2 separate regions of the Mus musculus genome follow, and region 1 is linked to region 2. The links are chromatin loops, found by intact Hi-C in ENCODE. Cell type or tissue: gastrocnemius. All regions are shown on one strand. Links, peaks and the distances in the headings refer to the core of each region. The heading gives the core; the rest is flanking DNA. Region 1 overlaps Angpt4 (angiopoietin 4). Region 2 has its middle 5.7 kb from the start of Slc52a3.

The links. Hi-C counts contacts between places; a loop is a spot of excess contacts. Peaks named below come from ENCODE experiments on the same cell type or tissue, not always from the same donor. Only the 100,000 strongest peaks of a DNase experiment are listed, where the experiment ranks them.
Region 1: it touches region 2 in a loop (7-fold over the local background); 28 of 42 quality-filtered maps call a loop at or near these places.

Annotation. Positions count from the first base shown.
Region 1 is chr2:151,923,495-151,936,438 of GRCm38, forward strand. Angpt4 (angiopoietin 4) reads left to right here. Exons shown (of 9, transcript NM_009641.2): 2 at 1,893-2,048; 3 at 3,570-3,691; 4 at 5,886-6,124; 5 at 10,913-11,028. Among named protein-coding and RNA genes, the nearest start is that of Angpt4, 19 kb to the left of the region's middle. In gastrocnemius, for the core only: a CTCF peak has its summit at 7,100 (motif pointing right); a DNase peak (open chromatin) is centred at 7,100.
Region 2 is chr2:151,991,350-151,996,988 of GRCm38, forward strand. It overlaps a transcript of Slc52a3 not described here. Among named protein-coding and RNA genes, the nearest start is that of Slc52a3, 5.7 kb to the right of the region's middle. In gastrocnemius, for the core only: CTCF peaks have their summits at 3,628 (motif pointing left) and 5,105; DNase peaks (open chromatin) are centred at 3,604, 3,915 and 5,108; H3K4me3 peaks cover 859 bases; H3K27ac peaks cover 932 bases.

The DNA of each region.
Region 1 (12,944 bases), core at 4,889-9,888, 64 kb before region 2:
TGCTGGTGATAGGTCCATATGAACTATAAGGTCAAGGAGATCATAACAAAATGACCAGCCTGCGGATAGAGCACCGGCCACACAAGCATAAGGGCCTGCGTTTGGATCCCTAGAACCCACAGAAAGCAAGATGCAGGTCACACACATCTGTAATCCCAGCATTCCTGCAGGATGGGAGACGGAGAGAGGAGAATCCCCCAGAAGCCATGAGGCCAGTTAGTCAGTAAGGGGAACACAGACCCATCTGCAACAAATGAGGACCAACACTCTGGGAATAGAGAAACTGGGAGGCAGCTGCAGGGATGGGGTCCTAGTTTCTAGATGTATTTGTGAGCACAGATTCTCCAGGAGCTGCAAGGAAGGGTTAGGCCCAGGGATTATGCAGAGGAAGAAGGAAGGTGATGTGCAGAGGCCTGAAGAAGCTCCACACTGGTACATCCATCTTCCTTGTGAGCCCCACTTGGAGCTGATTTTAGCTGGAGGTCTATTAAAGAACACGCAGCTGCCTCTCCCCTGGTTCCACATTCAGTAGTGCTGGGCCAGCTCTGGAAAGTCACCTTTCTAACCAGCTCCCAACTGAGGCTGATTCATGGGCCCTGTAGGCAATCCCTGCACTCTTCCAGTGCACCACTGGGACTTGGCAATGGAGCACGCACCTTCCAAAGTCCTCATGGCAGGAAAAGATGGGTGGGCAGAGGAGGGGGAAAACGAAGGAAGAATTAGCCTGAGTGAGCATGACCTCAAGCCATGCACCCCTCCCTGAGAGCCTTGACCTTCCAAGGACCCCTTTGAATGGCTCCAGTGAACCTTATGGAAGCCTGAGTTCTGGCCTGAGAGACAGAGGAGGGGGATCCAAGCAGTGTGTGCAGCCAAGAGCAGCGAAGGAGCGGCTGAGCCTGAGAACTCACTGTCCACCTCTCCAACTTTCTCTTGGCTTCCAAGGAGAGGAGCGCCATGGGCTCTCAGGAAGAACATAGCCCTGCCAAAAGAAGGGAGCCAGCTCATGGGGTCCAGGGCACTTGGATGCTGTGAGCTCAGCGCTGTTTGGCAGACAGCAAGGCTAAGAGAAAGTTCAACTTGGCAGACAGACCTGGAAACCTGTACAAGGGAAAGATATGAGCCCACCCCGCAACCCCGCAACAGGCTAGCACTCCCCTCGGGGAGAAGGCAGGGCATGAGGGCTACACTCTTATCGTTGTTGCTCCCCTCTCCCCATCAATTCCTTGAACACAATTATTGAGCTCTCCCTGAATACCTGGTGCTGTGGTAGATGTAGAGATGAAATACTGAGCAAGGTTGCATCCCTGGCTTCACGTAATCGACACTCTGGAGGGTAAGAGAGATAAAAAGAGATGCGTGGCATAAACCCAGGGAATAAAAAATGTGTGAGACCAGTGAACAGACATGAGGGAGTGAGCCATGTAGGTGGGGAGATGGTTCTGGAGAGAGTACCGGGGTATAGCATGGCCAAAGGCCCTAAGATGGGTGTGTGCTTGTATAGGAGGGAAGTGTGGGGGTGTGGCCTCTGGAGCGGAATGATGAAGGGAGGAGTGGGCTACCCTTAGAGGACCCTACAAGTCAATATTTTCAGCTTTTCTTGTGAGATTGGGAACCCAGGGTTAGCACAGAGCAAAAGAGGGCTTACCTAGTTTCAATGGGATCCTCTGGCTATCCAGCCAGGGACATGCTGTTTGGAGCAAGAATGAAGAGAGAGAGGCCAGTGAGGGAACCCTAGGAGAGGGGATCAGTGGCCCGACGTGGTACATTCTCAGCCAGGTAACCACCTCTAGCTGCTGATCTGTGGTCTGTCATGGAGCTTCATGGGAAGGAGCCACAGGAGGCTTCATCCCCCAGCCCCTGCCATTTCACTGTAGCCCTCTGTTCCCCTACAGCTGGAGCAGTCCATCAAGGTGAACTTGAGGTCACACCTGGTGCAGGCCCAGCAGGACACAATCCAGAACCAGACAACTACCATGCTGGCACTGGGTGCCAACCTCATGAACCAGACCAAAGCTCAGACCCACAAGCTGACTGCTGTGGAGGCACAGGTAACAGGAGAGCCATCAGAAGGCCAGGCTGATCCCCCAGGCTTCCCATCTTTTCCTGTCACTGTCCTGGTGAGGTCGGGGCACTGGGCAGAGGCATCACTGACAAAGCCCCTGCCCCAGGGGTTAGAGTGCACTGGGAGAACTGGGTGATAAAGAGACCATCCAAGCAGCAGGCCAAGCAGGGCAGCCAAGAGGGAGAGCAGGAGTGGGGGACAAGGAAGGAACAATCCCTCCTGTGTGCCAGACACTCTGCCAAACCCTGGCTCCAGTTCAGTGCAGTAAGCAAATCAATCAAGGTACCCTATTGCCCTGGAACTCACCAAGAAGGCAAGCAGGACACACAACCCCTGTATGTTACTCAGTGACCATGCCAGGGACCTGGCACTCAGAGAGAAAGAAGGGTATGTTGCTGGGTCCACGGGCAGAATGGGAGGCAATGAGTCCAGACAGCAGGGTCAAAAGGACACTGGGACACAGTGTTACTAGGACATGAGCCAAGTTGCTAGGAAGAGCACACCAGACAGGGAAAGCAGCATGTATAAACGCTCGGAGGTGGGGGCAGGGGGAGGTCGAGCCTCCTGGCTTCTCCAAGGACATGGAAGTGCAGGGAGATAGTAGAGAGAAACTGAGTCATGGGCCTAGTGAGGATCAGCTTTCCACATATGGGTTTTGTGCAAAGAGAGAATAAAGGGGCCACAGCATAAAAGGCTGCCTCCCTCAGACTGCTGCTATAGGAAAGGGATGAAGTGCATAAGGCAGAAACAGGGAGCCCTGTGAGGCCAGCAGGACACTAGAGTCAGCAGACAGTGAAGCTAGTTGGCATTCTGTTACTGTGATAAATGCCATGATTAAAGGAAATCTAGGGAGGTGAAGGTTGTTTTTTGTTTTTTGTTTTTTTTTTTAACTTATCCGTTCAAGTAACAGTCCATCGCTAAAGGAAGTCAAGGCAGGCACTCAAGCAGGAACAGAGGCAGGAGCCACGGAGGAATGCTGCACACTGGCTTGCTCTCCATGGCTTGCTCACTTTGCTTTCTTATATAACTCAGGACCAGGAGTAGCATCACTTGCGGAGGGCTAAGCCCTCCCGTATCAACAACCAAGAAAATGCCCCACAGACATACCCACAGGTCAATCTTATAGAAACATTCTCCTAACTGGGACTCTCTCAGATAACTCTGGGCTGTCAAGTTGACAGCTGAAGCTAGCTAGGAGGGGCCCAGATTCCATATGGCCTTGGAGGGAAGGGACTGTTAGGGGTCATTTGGAAGATAGGGCTGATGGATTGTATGTGAGGTCTGCACCCCAACAGCCAAAAGATTAATACTGATGTGCAAATGTGGTAGTGAGGAAGGACAAATTAGAAGCCAGCTAAGTCATGTAGGGCCTATGAAAGATAGTAAGCTAATAACCATGGAAACTAATAGCTTTAGACCATGGCAATTGATTGGCAAGTTTCAAGAGTGGCAGACCCTTGGGTGTACATAGCACACATCCCCACAAACCTCCTGCTTATTGGGACAGGTCCTAAACCAGACATTGCACATGAAGACCCAAATGCTGGAGAACTCACTGTCCACCAACAAGCTGGAGCGGCAGATGCTGATGCAGAGCCGAGAGCTGCAGCGGCTGCAGGGTCGCAACAGGTAAGCCAGGACAGGACTAGAGCTGCAGAGAGAGGCTGGACCTGCCAAGTGTCGGGATGGGCCTGGGTGAATGACACCGTAGGATGGAGCTAGGACTGGGGACAAAGCTGGGGTGAAGTTAGAGCTAGATAAGGATCAGAATCAGGCTCAAAGTCCAAACAAGGCAGCTCCAGGCCTGGCTCCCAGCGTTCGGTTCAGTATCGACAGAGGCCACGTATTTTACTTTTCGTCTTTCTCCTTCCCACCTTTCTTTTTTTTTGTAGTGTATGCATGCATGCACATGAACACACACACACATGCATGCATGCATGCACACATACACACCCATGCACACACACATACACACATGCACAGAAGTACGCATGAACACTCACATGCATGCACACACATGCATACAAGTACACACACATATGTATGCACACATACACACATGTGCATACATATTGCCCCTTATTTGGAGTTTTGTTGTTGGCCTTTGGGGGGACTCAGTTTGTCAGTTCTGTTCTTCTTGAGACAGGTTCTTTCTATGTAACCCAGCTGGCTTCAAACTTTCTATCCTCCTGCCTCAGCCTCTGGTACTGGGATGATAGGTTTGTGCCACCACACCCATCTCTCTTTCCACTTTTAATTCTTGTTACTTTATTAAGATACGATTTTCACGTTCTGCTCTCCACATTGTGAACTTTGACTGGTTTCTGTAACTGTAAGCACACAAGCCTGAAGTAACCCTTCCCGAAGAAAGCAGTTCCCAGCATCTGTCCTCATGGTCAGTCTGGTGTTCTCTACAAGTAAGCTCTGGGGACACCTGGGGGAAAACAAACACACAAAAACAGCCCTGGGGTAGAGACAAGGCAGGGAAATATGATGCCAACGCCCACAGCTTGTTTCTGCAATTGAGTGGTTACACACTCCAATTGCAGTGTGTGACCACTCAATTTAATCCTTTCTCCAACTTCCCAGAGTTCCCCAGTGTCTATTTCTCAGGCCCTAGTCAATGGACATTAAGGTCATTTCTGGCTTTGTACTAATCTACCAATGCTTCCATGTTTGTTTGATTGTTTGTTTTGTTTTGTTTGTTTGTTTGTTTGGGTTTTGGGGGCTGCATTGGGTTTTGGCTTTTCGAGACAGGGTTTCTCTGATTAGCCCTGGCTGTCCTGGAACTCATTCTGTAGACCAGGCTGGCCTTGAACTCAGAAATCGACCTGCCTCTGCCTCCCAAGTGCTGGGATTAAAGGTGTGCGCCACCACTGCCCAGTGCTTTCACATTTCTTCTCCCACAGACAAAAGAAAAATGCCTGAAGAGGAGGGGCTGAGTGGAAAGCTTTCTTTTCTTAATCACTCTGCTTTTTATACCAGAATACACCATGTGCTTATTTCCCCAATTCGGCTGTGTGGTATAAAGGCACTCAGAACACTTGCCTGTGTCACACCCCTAGTACTGCAAGCAGATAAAGAAAACACCACAAGTGCAAGCCTGTCTCCTGTACCTGTTCTATTTCCATAAAAGTCCATCCCAGTCAGGGTTCTCCTTCCTTCCGCTCGCCCACACTGAGACACATAGCATCTTTTCACATCTGTCTGTCTGTTCCCAGCACCCCCATACTGCCTTGCATTCCTCTCTTTTTCCTCTCTTTTTTGTCTCCCACATTTGAGGTTCCACCAGAGGCTCTGCGGGTGGGTCCCCACCTCCCCTTCCTAACTCTTTGCCAGTGCCTTCATCCCCTTCCCCCATGGCTATAGCACAGTCCTGGGAACACCACAACAGAACAGACCCACCAGTCCTGGCTGTTGGGCATCTATGATGCTTCTCCTTTCTCACGTATAAGCAGTATCATGCCCACACTCCATAGAGACTATCTCCTTTGGGGTGGGACACACAAGGTCAAAAGACATCCCTTCTGGGCTTGTGCCCCTGGCTCCTGGCTTGTTGCTGGGTCCTTCCACCCTGACCTCATCCCTTCGCACACTTCTATTCATGTGACTCCATAGTCTTCCCCCCTCCCCCCACCCCTTGATCTGAGCTACAGTGGACACAGACTAACAGACTGTGTGACCCTGAGCCAGGCACTGAGAGTCTCTGAGCCTCTGCACAGTATCTGCAACTGTCATATTCAGCCCCACCCACCGAAGCTGGGGGGGAGGTGAATGCTCGGAGTGGAGACCATAGGCTCACCCCTATGTGTCCACCTGGCAGGGCCCTGGAGACCAGGCTGCAGGCACTGGAAGCACAACATCAGGCCCAGCTTAACAGCCTCCAAGAGAAGAGGGAACAACTGCACAGTCTCCTGGGCCATCAGACCGGGACCCTGGCTAACCTGAAGCACAATCTGCACGCTCTCAGCAGCAATTCCAGCTCCCTGCAGCAGCAGCAGCAGCAACTGACGGAGTTTGTACAGCGCCTGGTACGGATTGTAGCCCAGGACCAGCATCCGGGTGAGCAGGAGGGAGTAAGCATGGGCTGGGGTGGAGAGCCAAAGATGGAAGGGAGACCTTGTGTAGCCTCCTCAGCCATTGCGGTCCAGGGACCCATTGTGGGAAAGGCCAGCTCTCTCCTACCATTTGCAAAAGAGAAACTCAATGAACAGTGATTATACTGGCCACAGCAGCCCCTAACAGTATCCAACTCAGACTCTGCCCTCGTCTCCTGGGAGATCTTAGCCATGCCTCTGTTCTACACCTGGCCTCAGTTTCCCTATCTGTTGATTGGAGGTGGCGATAACAACACAGGCGACCACAGCCTACACTGACAAGTCTGTGTCACATCTCTCTTTTTTTTTTACAAAACAAAAACAAGCAAGCAAACAAACAAACAAAAAACAAAAACAGGTCTTACCATATAGTTCTAACCTGGAACTTGTTATGTAGAGTGGACTGGCCTCAAACTCAGAGTCATACCTGCCTTTGTCTTCCAAGTGCTCAGATTAAAAGCATGTGCCGCCATACCCAGTTATTCAGCTTAGCTTGCTACACATCTCCCTGGGCCTGTTTCCCCCAAAGAATGGAAGAGTTGGACACAAGTGCCTGGACCTCCCTTCTTGATGTTCCTGCAAGGCTTACAGAGCCACATGGAAGTGGGAAGAAATGTGGCATCCCCAGCCTACCATAGAAAGGAGACCCATGCACAGCCTCTTTAGCACGCCTGGTTCTCTCTGCAGCCACTTAACCACCAAGCGTTTATTGAGCACCCACTGTGTGCCAGGCAGGGGCTTGAGAGGCAGACACTCAGCAGCACACAGCTGCCATGGTTCCTATCCCCTTCAAAATTCCTTACTGTTTGTCAGGTCTCAGTGGGAAGGAGAAGGAAAGGGCCCACTGTCTGCCAGGCACGCTTACTTACTTAGCTTTCTGCCTTCAGCTAAGCATGCTAAGGGGATGAGCCGCGAAGAGGGCACTTCAACCAAAGGCCAGCAGGGGGCGCAAGAGAGGCTGGATGGGATAGGATCTCTTTTAGAAAGCACAGACTGGTATGGAGTGGAGGGTAGCTTTGTGGGTGAGAAACCAAAGGGGCTCCTGCTGTAGAACAATCTGCAACCACCTTGGGGGAGGCTGGGCCTCTGTAAGCTACCCAGCTTCAATCAGGTGAAGGGGTTCCAGGCTGATAGGGAACTGGTGCAGAGGAGCCCTCCATGAGTTCACCCTAAGTCCAGCAGGCTAGGGAAGCCATGAGTGGGGGAGGTTCTAAGCCGCAGGATATGCAGTGACCAGAAGCCATTACGGGCTTGTGCACAGCCCTGGCAGCAGGACGATCTGAATGAGTCCCATGTGTGTGTGGGTCTCTCACAGGCAAGGACAGGACCTGGGCTGAGGCCTCTCCTTGCAGGTCCATAGCTCTCCTGTCTCCTCCCCCTGAGGCTGAATAACTGTTCCCTAAGTCCAGTGGGAGGTTGTGTCAAGCACCTGATGGATCACTCTCTGTCCAAACACTTGCCTGACTGGCACCAGGAAAAGACTTTTGATAGTTGTTCTTGCCCCCTGTTAACAGATGGAAAACCCATGAAGACTGGTGAATGCGAATTGAGCAGAGGGTGGGACAGGGCATGCTGAAGCCCAGTGAAGAGCCAGCATGGCTACTCTGCAGTCATGCAGTGAGAATAGGGACACAGGCTCAGTTGTGCACTGTGTAAAAGCAGCGTACATACAGTGGTCCATTTGCCCAGCCTCCCTGTGTTCAAATGAGATATCCAACTCCAGGGAAGGGTGGAGAGGAGAAGGGCTAGCCTGTGGAGTAAGCAGAGTGGGGGAAACTGGATAGATGAGGATCCAGGACACACATTCCACTGCACCACTTCATTGCCTATATCAGTCCAGTTGTATTTTTAATGCTGTCCTCTGAACCCTTTTTCCTGAGCCCAAGATGCTCCCAACAGAACCTGGCTCCTAGGAAACCCTCCAACACAATAGTCCCAGGTAAAAGCATCTTTATTGGACTTTTATGGCTGTTGCTATTGTTCACTGAGGAAATGGGCTGTAGACATAGCCTCAGAGAGAGTAGCTAGAAAGAAACCCCAGGCCAGCTCCCAGCCCTGCCCTGGTTCGTTAAGTACAGTGTAACCTGCCTCTGATTACCTCTAAGCCATAATGTTACTCGAATTTGCTGGCCTCTCTTTCCCTGTGGCTGTAGGGATCTGAGGACAGCTGCCATGCTGCCACTAGAGACTCCTGCCCAGGAAACATTCTAGACACTTCATTTGTGATATGGAGCAACCCCCTTCAAACATGTCTTCCAGTGCCAGGATCTGGGAGCCACCATCCAGGTGTAAGGCCCAAGCCGGAAGTCTCATCCCTAGTAGCATCCTGTTGGGTTGTTTGTTTGTTTATTTGTTGTATTAATAACCATTCCTCCACTATTCGAGCTCCATCTTTAGGTACCTGCCTCTCAGAAAGGTTGGGTTTTAGTAAAATCCCATGCCAAGCCTACTAAGCAGGCTAGACAGGATTTTTAACTCCCTGTATCTATTGGAGTCATGGAAGATTCCAGTCTCCTAGTCTCAAGAACACCTTGCTTAGGAAATGTATATGGGCCCTTGAAGGCCAGTGGTCAGCTTCTAGGAGGACAGGATGAGGGGTCTCTAACTGGGGCTGCAGGAGAGCCAGTATATCAGAGGGGCACAAGAAAGCCCAGGTCCCCTCTGAAAGATACTCCAGGAAGGGAAGGCTGGAAGCCCTTGGGTCAGTCCTCATCCCGAGCTTCAGTTTCTGCCCTGGGACATGGGAAGTGTCTCCATGTGCTGGAGCCTAGCAGCCCAGCTCTGGATTGCCTGTTTTGACATTTTCCGGGAGCCAGCCTGGCCTGGAATGGTTTGAAGCAAGACACAGCATCTGACTTAGAGGTAGCTTTAAAGACTGATGGTCTCTGGCCTTCTAGCTCTCTAACTATACTGAATGCTCGCTGATAACTTCTAAAAAAAAAAAACAAAAAACAAAAAAAACAGGGCAACACCAGGGCCAAGAAGTGGGAGTGGGTGGGTATGGGAGTGTGGCGGGGGGAGAAGGTATGGGGTACTTTTGGGATAGCATTTGAAATGTAAATGAAGAAAATACCTAATAAATATTAAAAAAAGAAGAAAAAGAATGTAATAAAACTAATTTTTAATTGGGTATTTATTTCATTTACATTTCCAATGCTATCCCAAAATTCCCCCACATGCTCCCCACCCACCCCCTACCCACCCACTACCACTTCTTGGCCCTGGCATTCCCCTGTACTGGGGCATATAAAGTTTGCACAACCAATGGGCCTCTCTTTCCACTGATGGCTGACTAGGCCATCTTCTGATTCATATGCAGCTAGAGACACGAGCTAGGGGGGGGGGGTATTGATTAGTTCATATTGTTGTTCCACCTATAGGGTTGCAGATCCCTTTAGCTCCTTGGCTACTTTCTCTAGCTCCTCCATTGGGAGCCCTGTGATCCATCCAATAGCTGACTGTGAGCATCCACTTCTGTGTTTGCCAGGCCCCAGCATAGTCTCACAAGAGACAGCCATATCTGGGTCCTTTCAGCAAAACTTTCTAGTGTATGCAATGGTGTCAGCGTTTGGAAGCTGATTATGGGATGGATCCCCGGATATGGCAGTCTCTAGATGGTCAATCCTTTTGTCTCAGCTCCAAACTTTGTCTCTGTAACTCCTTCCATGGGTGTTTTGTTCCCAATTCTAAGAAGGGGCAAAGTGTCCACACTTTGGTCTTTGTTCTTCTTGAGTTTCATGCGTTTAGCAAATTGTATCTTATATCTTGGGTATTCTAAATTTCTGGGCTAATATCCACTTATCAGTGAGTACATATTGTGCGAGTTTTTTTGTGATTGGGTTACCTCACTCAGGATGATGCCCTCCAGGTCCATCCATTTGCCTAGGAATTTCATAAATTCATTCTTTTTAATAGCTGAGTAGTACTCCATTGTGTAAATGTACCACATTTTCTGTATCCATTCCTCTGTTGAGGGGCATCTGGGTTCTTTCCAGCTTCTGGCTATTATAAATAAGACTGCTATGAACATAGTGGAGCATGTGTCCTTCTTACCAGTTGGAACATCTTCTGGATATATGCCCAGGAGAGGTATTGCGGGATCCTCCGGTAGTACTATGTCCAATTTTCTGAGGAACCGCCAGACTGATTTCCAGAGTGGTAAAATCCTAAAAACCTAATTGCTTATTCTATGTTAAAAACCACTGGCTTGGGCAACTAACACCAGTTGCCTAGCAGTAGGGAATTAAGTAAAAACTTAATCGCTATTGCTCTATTCTCTGTCCAGGCAGTCAGAAGCCTCTCTGGCTAGGATGGTTAACTCTTTATGAACCAGAGAGGAAGAACTGGAAAAGAATCAAGATGAGTTATACAGGCAGATATGCACAGGCACATATACATTCATACAAATTTACATTCTCATTCACATTTTCATCTACACATTAACACATTCACATTTTAGTTGGGTCCAACCTCCTGTCTCATACACTCCATTGCTAACTTCCTGCAGATGCTTTCTTTTCTCTCTCTCTCTCTCTCTCTCTCTCTCTCTCTCTCTCTCTCTCTCTCTCTCTCTCTCTTCCTCCTTCCCCTTTCTCTTCCCATTCTTCCTTTATTTTTCAAACAAGATCTTATGGTCCAGGTAGGTCGTGAATTCAAGATCTTCCTACCTCTGCTATAGAGTTGTTGGCATTATGGATGTGTAATGCCATGCCTGCCTGGCCTCCCAGCTGACATTCGATTTGTCCTGTTGCAGTTTCCTTAAAGACACCTAAGCCAGTGTTCCAGGACTGTGCAGAGATCAAGCGCTCCGGGGTTAATACCAGCGGTGTCTATACCATCTATGAGACCAACATGACAAAGCCTCTCAAGGTCAGAGGTTTTGAGATATTGCTGAACTGGGGGCTTCCTGACACACCCACCCTCACCCTGCCCCATCAACACTAGGCTTTATCCACCATCAGAGAGCCCAGAGGAGGAGGGAGCCATGTTTTTGGAAACTCTCACCAGGCAGGTTTCTAAGGAAGGGATGAGGCCGAAGCTCACAGAGCCAGCAGTCTACCCTTGGGTACCATCTTCTCCAGAAACAAGCTTCTAGGCAGAAGGAAACTGTTCGATGCTGGTAAAGATGGCAGCCACTCTTGTAAGTGATGGTCCTGGGCACACCTATTTGTCTTTGCCAAAGCAGGTTATTTCATTCACACACAGTCCAGGAGAAGCAGGAGTTGGGTCTGTGAAGTTGGTGATGGCCTAATGGGGATGCCACCATCCCATGAGAGGCTCCAAGGTTGCTCTGAGTTTGACAGTTCCCCAGTGATAGGGGGTCAGGGGAAGTGCAAGTGTCAGGAGCAAGGTTTGAGGCAGATTTCAGACAGAATGGGAGCAAACATTCCTATGCCCATACACACACACACACACACACACACACACACACACACACACACACACGTAGGGTTATGGGTCCCGCATCTGCTCTGCCACAGGGCTTGGCCACTTGGACATGGGAGTTGACCTTGACCACACTTACCCCAGGCTGGGTGGGTGTTGGGCTGTAGAGAAGCCCCAGAATATTGCTCCAGAGGTGGGGAAGCACAGTCTGTGGCTAGAACTGGTTTGGGGGTCCCCAGGCCTGCAAAGAGGCTGAGGCCATCTGGTTCTCAGGCTCTTAGACATCCAGGTGGAGCTGGAAGACATGGAAGACCTGAGAACAGAGTGGGGGCCTGCGGGCTGGTTCTAGCCCAGGGCCAGGGGGAAGACACGTGGGGGGGGGGAGAATCAAGCTCGAGCTGGTCCTGCAGGGGAGTCCTTGGCTTGAAGGCAGCTGCAGGCTTGGGCTTGCGCTTGGGGGCAGCCATGGCTGGGAGCACAGAGAGGCCTTCTACAGTAGACTAGATGGCAGCTCTATAGCCAAAGGCCTTCTCCATGGCTCCCCACTGCATATCCCAATGAAAAGAGGCAGACCATGGTTTTAAGTCATTTATTGTCATGACGGAAAGTAGATGTATAAAACCATACCCACTTCTCAGGGCGGGCCTGAGGTTAAATACCTTTTGCAGGGAGGAGAATCTGGGAAGGAAAGCTTATTGGCTAAGTCCTTCAGGCTTCTAGGTACCTCATTAAAATGGAGATATGTCTTGAACCTATATGACCACAGGTCACATCTTCTACATGTGGAAGGGCTTGGGGCGTTGCCCTTATGTGACTGATAGCCACAAATCTATTGGGGGGGATGCTGCAGCTAGTGACAGGGGCCTGATACCCAAGAACAGCTGAAGCGCCTACTGTCCCTTCAGGGTTTCAGAGGCTTCAAGCCTTAGCTCTACCATGGACCAAGCTACCTTTCACGGTCCCACTCACATACACACATACACATACGTAAACATCACACACATATACACTGCACACATCACACAAATACATATACACTCATACCCACATAAATACATACACATCACATACATATACACACTTTCACACACTCACAGACATACACATCATATACATACATATACACTCATACACACACACATATATACATACATACACACTCACACTCATGCCACCGTAATGTTTTGTCCCAGTGCAGAATGCCAAGCAACTGAAATGCTCTTAAGCCATGAGCAAAATAAGTCCTTCCTCCCTCAAGTTGTTTCTGTCAGGTGTCTAATGTGAGCTTCGACCCTGGCTGCACCCCTGCACTAATTAATAGCAAATGAGAAGAGCTTGCATGTGTCAGCCTCTATTCTGAAATTTTCACAATAATGTTGGTTTTTGCAGTATAAGCATCC
Region 2 (5,639 bases), core at 640-5,639:
CCCCTAACCCCAGATGGCAGGGCCAGGAGGGAGAAACACAAGGAAAGGGGAAAGTAGCCCCTCCCCCATCAGAAGTTCATGGCCTAGGGACAGAGCCTTTGTAGACACCTGAGACCTTGTACACACACCCCCCCCCCAACTCCCACACACACAAAGCTCCGGCCTTTCAACTTGAACCACCACTTTGTGACACATGCTAATCAAACCCAAGTGACCTTGGCTTTGCAATACTGTCTCAGATTTGCAGTCCACAGGTGCCTACTCAGCCCCCTGGCCCAGACTCCCCTCCTGCATCCTGCCTGAACACTATCCCTAGCCCTCTCCTATGAGCCTCGAGCACCAGCAGGCTCCTGTCTACCATCTGCTCCCAGTGTTAAACCTTCCCTCGACCTCTGTGTCTCTTCCCGGCCTCTCTTTCCCTTCCACTTAAACAGTTGGCTGTAAAGTCCCTAACACTCTCGGGAACTCAGTGCATCCTAACACAATGGATGATGACACCCGTGGCCCCTTATCTTCCTGTCCTCTTACTTGTCCCAACTTCCTGTACCCCATGCAGGGGTCTAGCCTGCCCTTCCCTGCCTATAAGACAGCCCAGCACACAGGGAGTACTCCACAGATAGCCATAAGGGAAGCAATGGGTTGTGGAGGAGGCGAAGGCCAAAAACCCAACCCAAACGCCAGAGGCAGACTTGTCGGAAGAAAAGGTGAGATGCAAATACCATTTGCTCCTTCAGCAAACGCCTGCACTCCTACTGTGCTGGGCTTAGCCATGCTTGTCACCCTCAGCTGTCCTGCCTCAGATGTTCATGTCCACACCCAAGGCTGGAGGGTTTACCTGGGCCAGAACAAAGTGAGAACAGAAAGCCTCAGGCCTGGAGCACTGAGCCTTCCTATATGACCTGGCCCGGGCTGCAATGCCTCTTTTCTGAACAAACCAGAACACGGGAAGGCCCACACCCTCCAGACTCTCACAGCTCCAGAGGGCCTGTAGGACATTCCCAGAAAGAATCTCAGAGGCCACTGTCACCTTTTCCCCTATGGCAGGGGCCACCTCCCACACCTCAGACCAAGGGACTCCTTCGTGGACTTCCCTCCTCTTTCAAATCTTTTTTTTTTAAAGATTTATTTATTTATTATATGTAAGTACACTGTAGCTGTCTTCAGATACACCAGAAGAGGGCGTCAGATCTCATTAGGGATGGTTGTGAGCCACCATATGGTTGCTGGGATTTGAACTCAGGACCTTCGGAAGAGCAGTCGGGTGCTCTTACCTGCTGAGCCATCTCACCAGCCCCTCAAATCTTAAGATATGGGTTTGAAGGCATCCTTCGCACACTGCTTAAGGTTACCCTGCTGACCGCATCTCCCTGAGAGGATCAGAGCAGGCTCCATTGTCGGGGTGCACTGTGTCAAGTTTACCGTTACTGCAAAGCCCTTGTCAACTAGAAATCACACTTGAAGGACAGCAGGGGATCGGTGTGTCCGCTGTTGTTCAAGGCTATGGTGTCAAAGCTGCAGGCTAAGGTGTCTAGTGAGGAAAAGTCCCCACACTTCTAACTTGCAGAAAGAGCTTCAGGAAGAGACAACACAGACACACAGGTGCTGGGAAGGCCAGCATGATGGCCGTGTGGTCCTTAATGTCGCTAGTGTCCTGTAAGACTGAAAGGATTCCAATACAACCTAAGCATGTTGATTTAAATAGAATGTTCCAAAACACAAACATCACGGCTGGTTCTGGATAATGACTGAACTCAGTAGGAGGAGACAAGAGCGGGATGTAGGAAAAACTTTCTGCGCAGACACACCAGTCCTGGGTATCTCGGTGTCCGTGGCCCCTTCCCCTGGGACCCCTGATTCTCCTCCCTGGAGATGGCTTCTGGTGCTCTGAGGACCTTGCTCTAAACCATGTGTCCCTGCACACCAGACTGAGCAAGAAGAAAAAGGCACAGCTCAGCTATTCGCCCTAGAGACCAAGCGATGTCACAGTGAGCTGAGGTCCTGCTGCAGGGCTCAGCCTTCCTTCCTCACTCACACCTCTGTGTCAGGCCGACACTTCTGTCTCCCCCTTTGAGGTCCAGCCTGTCCCCTGGCCACCCAGATCCCTTCTCACTCTCTGGCTGTTGTACGCTCTCACAGAGGAAAGATGGCCAGAACACAGAAAGGCTGGGCACATGGAAGGGAAGGGCAGGACTCTGCCCGTGGTCTTGGATGGCTATGTACCAGCAGGCTAGGCTTCTCCTCCTTAGTTGTGTCTCTCTGCACTGCCACTCCAGATGCCATGCCCTGCTCAGGTAGGAGCCCCAATTACCCTCACCTCTTCCCTCTCCTTTATCCCCAAATCCAAACTTTAAACACCTGTGAGCCTAGCCTTATCAATGGCTAAGCCATCTCTCTGGTCCCTTTAACCATGTGCTATGTTACAGTTCCTTCTGGTGCTGTAGACTTGGAATGTGGGAGTCTACCCGTGCCTCAGAGAGAAACCAGAGTCAAGCCCATTCCAGACAGGACCTCTGCCTCTGAGCTATGTGCCTTGCCCACGTTTTCTGGAGATATATGCACCACTGGCTGGCCTTGCACTGGAGATCCTCCTGTGTCTACCTCCCAGGTCCTAGGGTAACAAGCTTGCACTACCATACCTGGCACTGTTGTCTGCAGAGCATGAGTCAAATACTAAGGCCTCAGCCATGAACAGAACAAATATGGTCCCTGTTTCCCCAACACTAGTGGGGAGACAGACCCTAAACAGGATGCACAAATGAACACACAGTATACCATAAAGGGCAACATACAAAGTTCCAGAGCACCTTGACCAGCTAGGCATTGGGACAGGGTTACTTTAGTGAAGCAGTCACTTCTAGAGGCAAGAGTGAGCAGAGAAGCCAAGGATGGGAGTGACACACACCTTTAATCCCAGCATTCGGGAGACAGAGGCAGGTGGGCACATCTCTGAGTTCAAGGCCAGCCTGGTCTGCAGTGTGAGTTCCAGGACAGCCAGGGCTACACAGAGAAACCCTGCCTCGTTGCTGGGGGTGGGGAGGTTAGCAGGGACCTGAATTTGCTGAGGAAGGAGCCATGCAGCTGCCTCAGGGAAAGGGAACAAAGAATTCAAAGCTCCTGACCCAGGGACTAAGTTTGTCACATGGTGCAAACCGCAAGGGGGCCATTAAGGAGTTGAGTGAAGCCTGAGGCAGGGAGGGAAGAGAAGCCACCCAGCTTCCTGGGGCAAGTGAACAGGATACTGGCGGCCGGACGGGGCAGTGAGGTGCTATGCAGAGACAGGACAGGCAAACAGCATCGCTAGGGCCGAGTCTCAAGTGAAGGGGGGAGAGAGCAGACAGTGAACCAGGAGATTGCCACCTTTAGGCAGGCCATGAAGGAGGCTGAGGGAGCGGTGCCTGTGGAGGTTTGTAAAAGGCTGGATCCTGGGTCCTACGCATCTCTGGAAAGGTCAGTCTGACACGCAGTCCATAGGGAAGATCTTAGGTCTATTTGGGGGACATGTCCCTGCTGTCCTTCCCTGCCGAGAACACAGTGAAATTCGGGGAAGACAACGCCCATCCCAGATCTTCTCTACCAACTCCACGGCCCTTCTCAAGTCATCCAGCCAGCGCCACCTGGTGACAACTTCTCAAACCTGCAAGCACTCAAATTCTCCGCGCAAGCAGTCAGCGTGAAGTTTGCTCTTAATCTTCCTGGCCTCAACCAAACTAACACTTTGACCTGCTCACACCTTCTCGTGGTGCGGGATTGCGCAGCATCCACGCAGGGTACTACCAGGTATTCCCCCACCGTTTATAACCCCGCACTAGCCCTGCTCTGTGAGTGGGGAGTCTCTGTCTCAGCAGAGAGAGGGGTATTTCCACGTTCCTTTACTCCCCGGGTCCAGCCTTTTACTGGGCAGCAAAGGTGTGTACAAGTGTCCATCCCTGCCTGCACACCCGGGATTGGCTCTCTGCCCCACCCCATTCCTCAGACTTGGTTAGAGGGCATATAACCCCTTACCTATGATCTGTATGTATGAGATTCCCTCCACCTCCACTCCCCAGCATGCCTAAAACAGGTGTGTCCAACTTTTTAACATTGAAACTTGATACTGTCATCTACAGAGAACCGGGCAATAGACTTACTAAAAATATTAAAATCTCATCGTGTAAGTTTACAGTTTTGGGTCAAGCCCTATCAATAGCTACATTTAGTCACATTTAGCAGACATGCCTGCTAATTGTAGTTTTCACAGAAGAATAAAGAGACCTGTCACCTCCCTCAACCTGTGTGCAGCATAAATTAGCATCAGATATAATTATTTTAGATTTATTTATTCCATATATGTGTGTACACTGTCACTGTCTTCAGACACACCAGAAAAGGACATAGGATCCCCATTACAGATGGTTGTGAGCCACCATGTGGTTGCTGGGAATTGAACTCAGGACCTCTGGAAGAGCAGTCAGTGCTCTTAACTGCTGAGCCATCTCTCCAGCCCACATCGGATATTTTTGTTACTTTTAAAGTATGTTATAAGTTTAGGTTTTAAATAATCAACAGGTTTACATATTCACAGATGGTTAAAACATATCTGTTCAGGCCAAAGTCCTCTTTGCTCCTTCTTCCCTCCCCCTTCCTGCGCCCTTGTACCCCCACCCCCACCCCACTATCAATGCTTCTACATGTTTCTTGTGGATGCTAAATTTCACACATACATCCCTAAGGAATTTGTGGGGTATATTCGTGAGGATGGTTTTCAAACGAATAAAGTTACCTGGTGTATATTTACCAACCCCTCCCTGCCCCGCACTCTTGAGCTGTATTCTTGAGTGTGTGGTCAGCTGCTTTTAAACTGCGAGGTGCTGCCGCCCCGCAAAGGAAGCAAATGGGTCCTTGGATGGTCTGGAGTCCTTCCCTAACCCTGTTCTCTCTTGGCACTTTAGCCACACTCACATTTCATGCTTCACTCCCATCTTCTCTTCACTCTTAGCTTTGAGGACCCACCGATCGCACCCTGGAGTGGTGGTAAGAGCACTTAGCAGTGAAATTCTAAGAACTACCCCTCCCTGCCCCCACCCAACACACCTCTGTAGACGCAGGCTTTGCGCCCCTGGCGGCTGCTTTATGAACTGCAGCGGCGCCTTCGCGCCTGGACTTCCTACTCGAGGGCGCGGTCAGGAAACTGCGCCTGTGGTGTGACGAGAACCTTCCTTCTTGTGCGACCTGGCCAGATGGGGACAGGTTGGTCTCTACTTTTGGGGTTCTCCAAGGAACGTGAGCCCCACCTCGAGTTGCCCGAGGATCTACATATTTGCAGGTACCAGTTATGGATGAGTTGTTCTTTTGTGTTTCTTCATGAACCAGAGTCTTTTCTAGAACATGTATTTAGGGGAGGAGGGGGCAAATGCAACACTGTGTGTGTGGGTCAGAGGGCAACTTACGGAAATCGATTTTCTCCTTCCATCATATGGGTCCCGGTGATCAAACTCAAGTTTGGCAGGCTGGGCGCAGGCGCCTTTACCTGATGAGCCATTTGACGGCCCTTTAGTTTTGTTTTCAGAAAGACATAGCAGTGTCTTGTTCTGGAGTCCACGCTGGCTTTTGATTCTGCTTCAACTTCCCGAGAGCTGAAATTACAGGCCTGTGTGACCGCT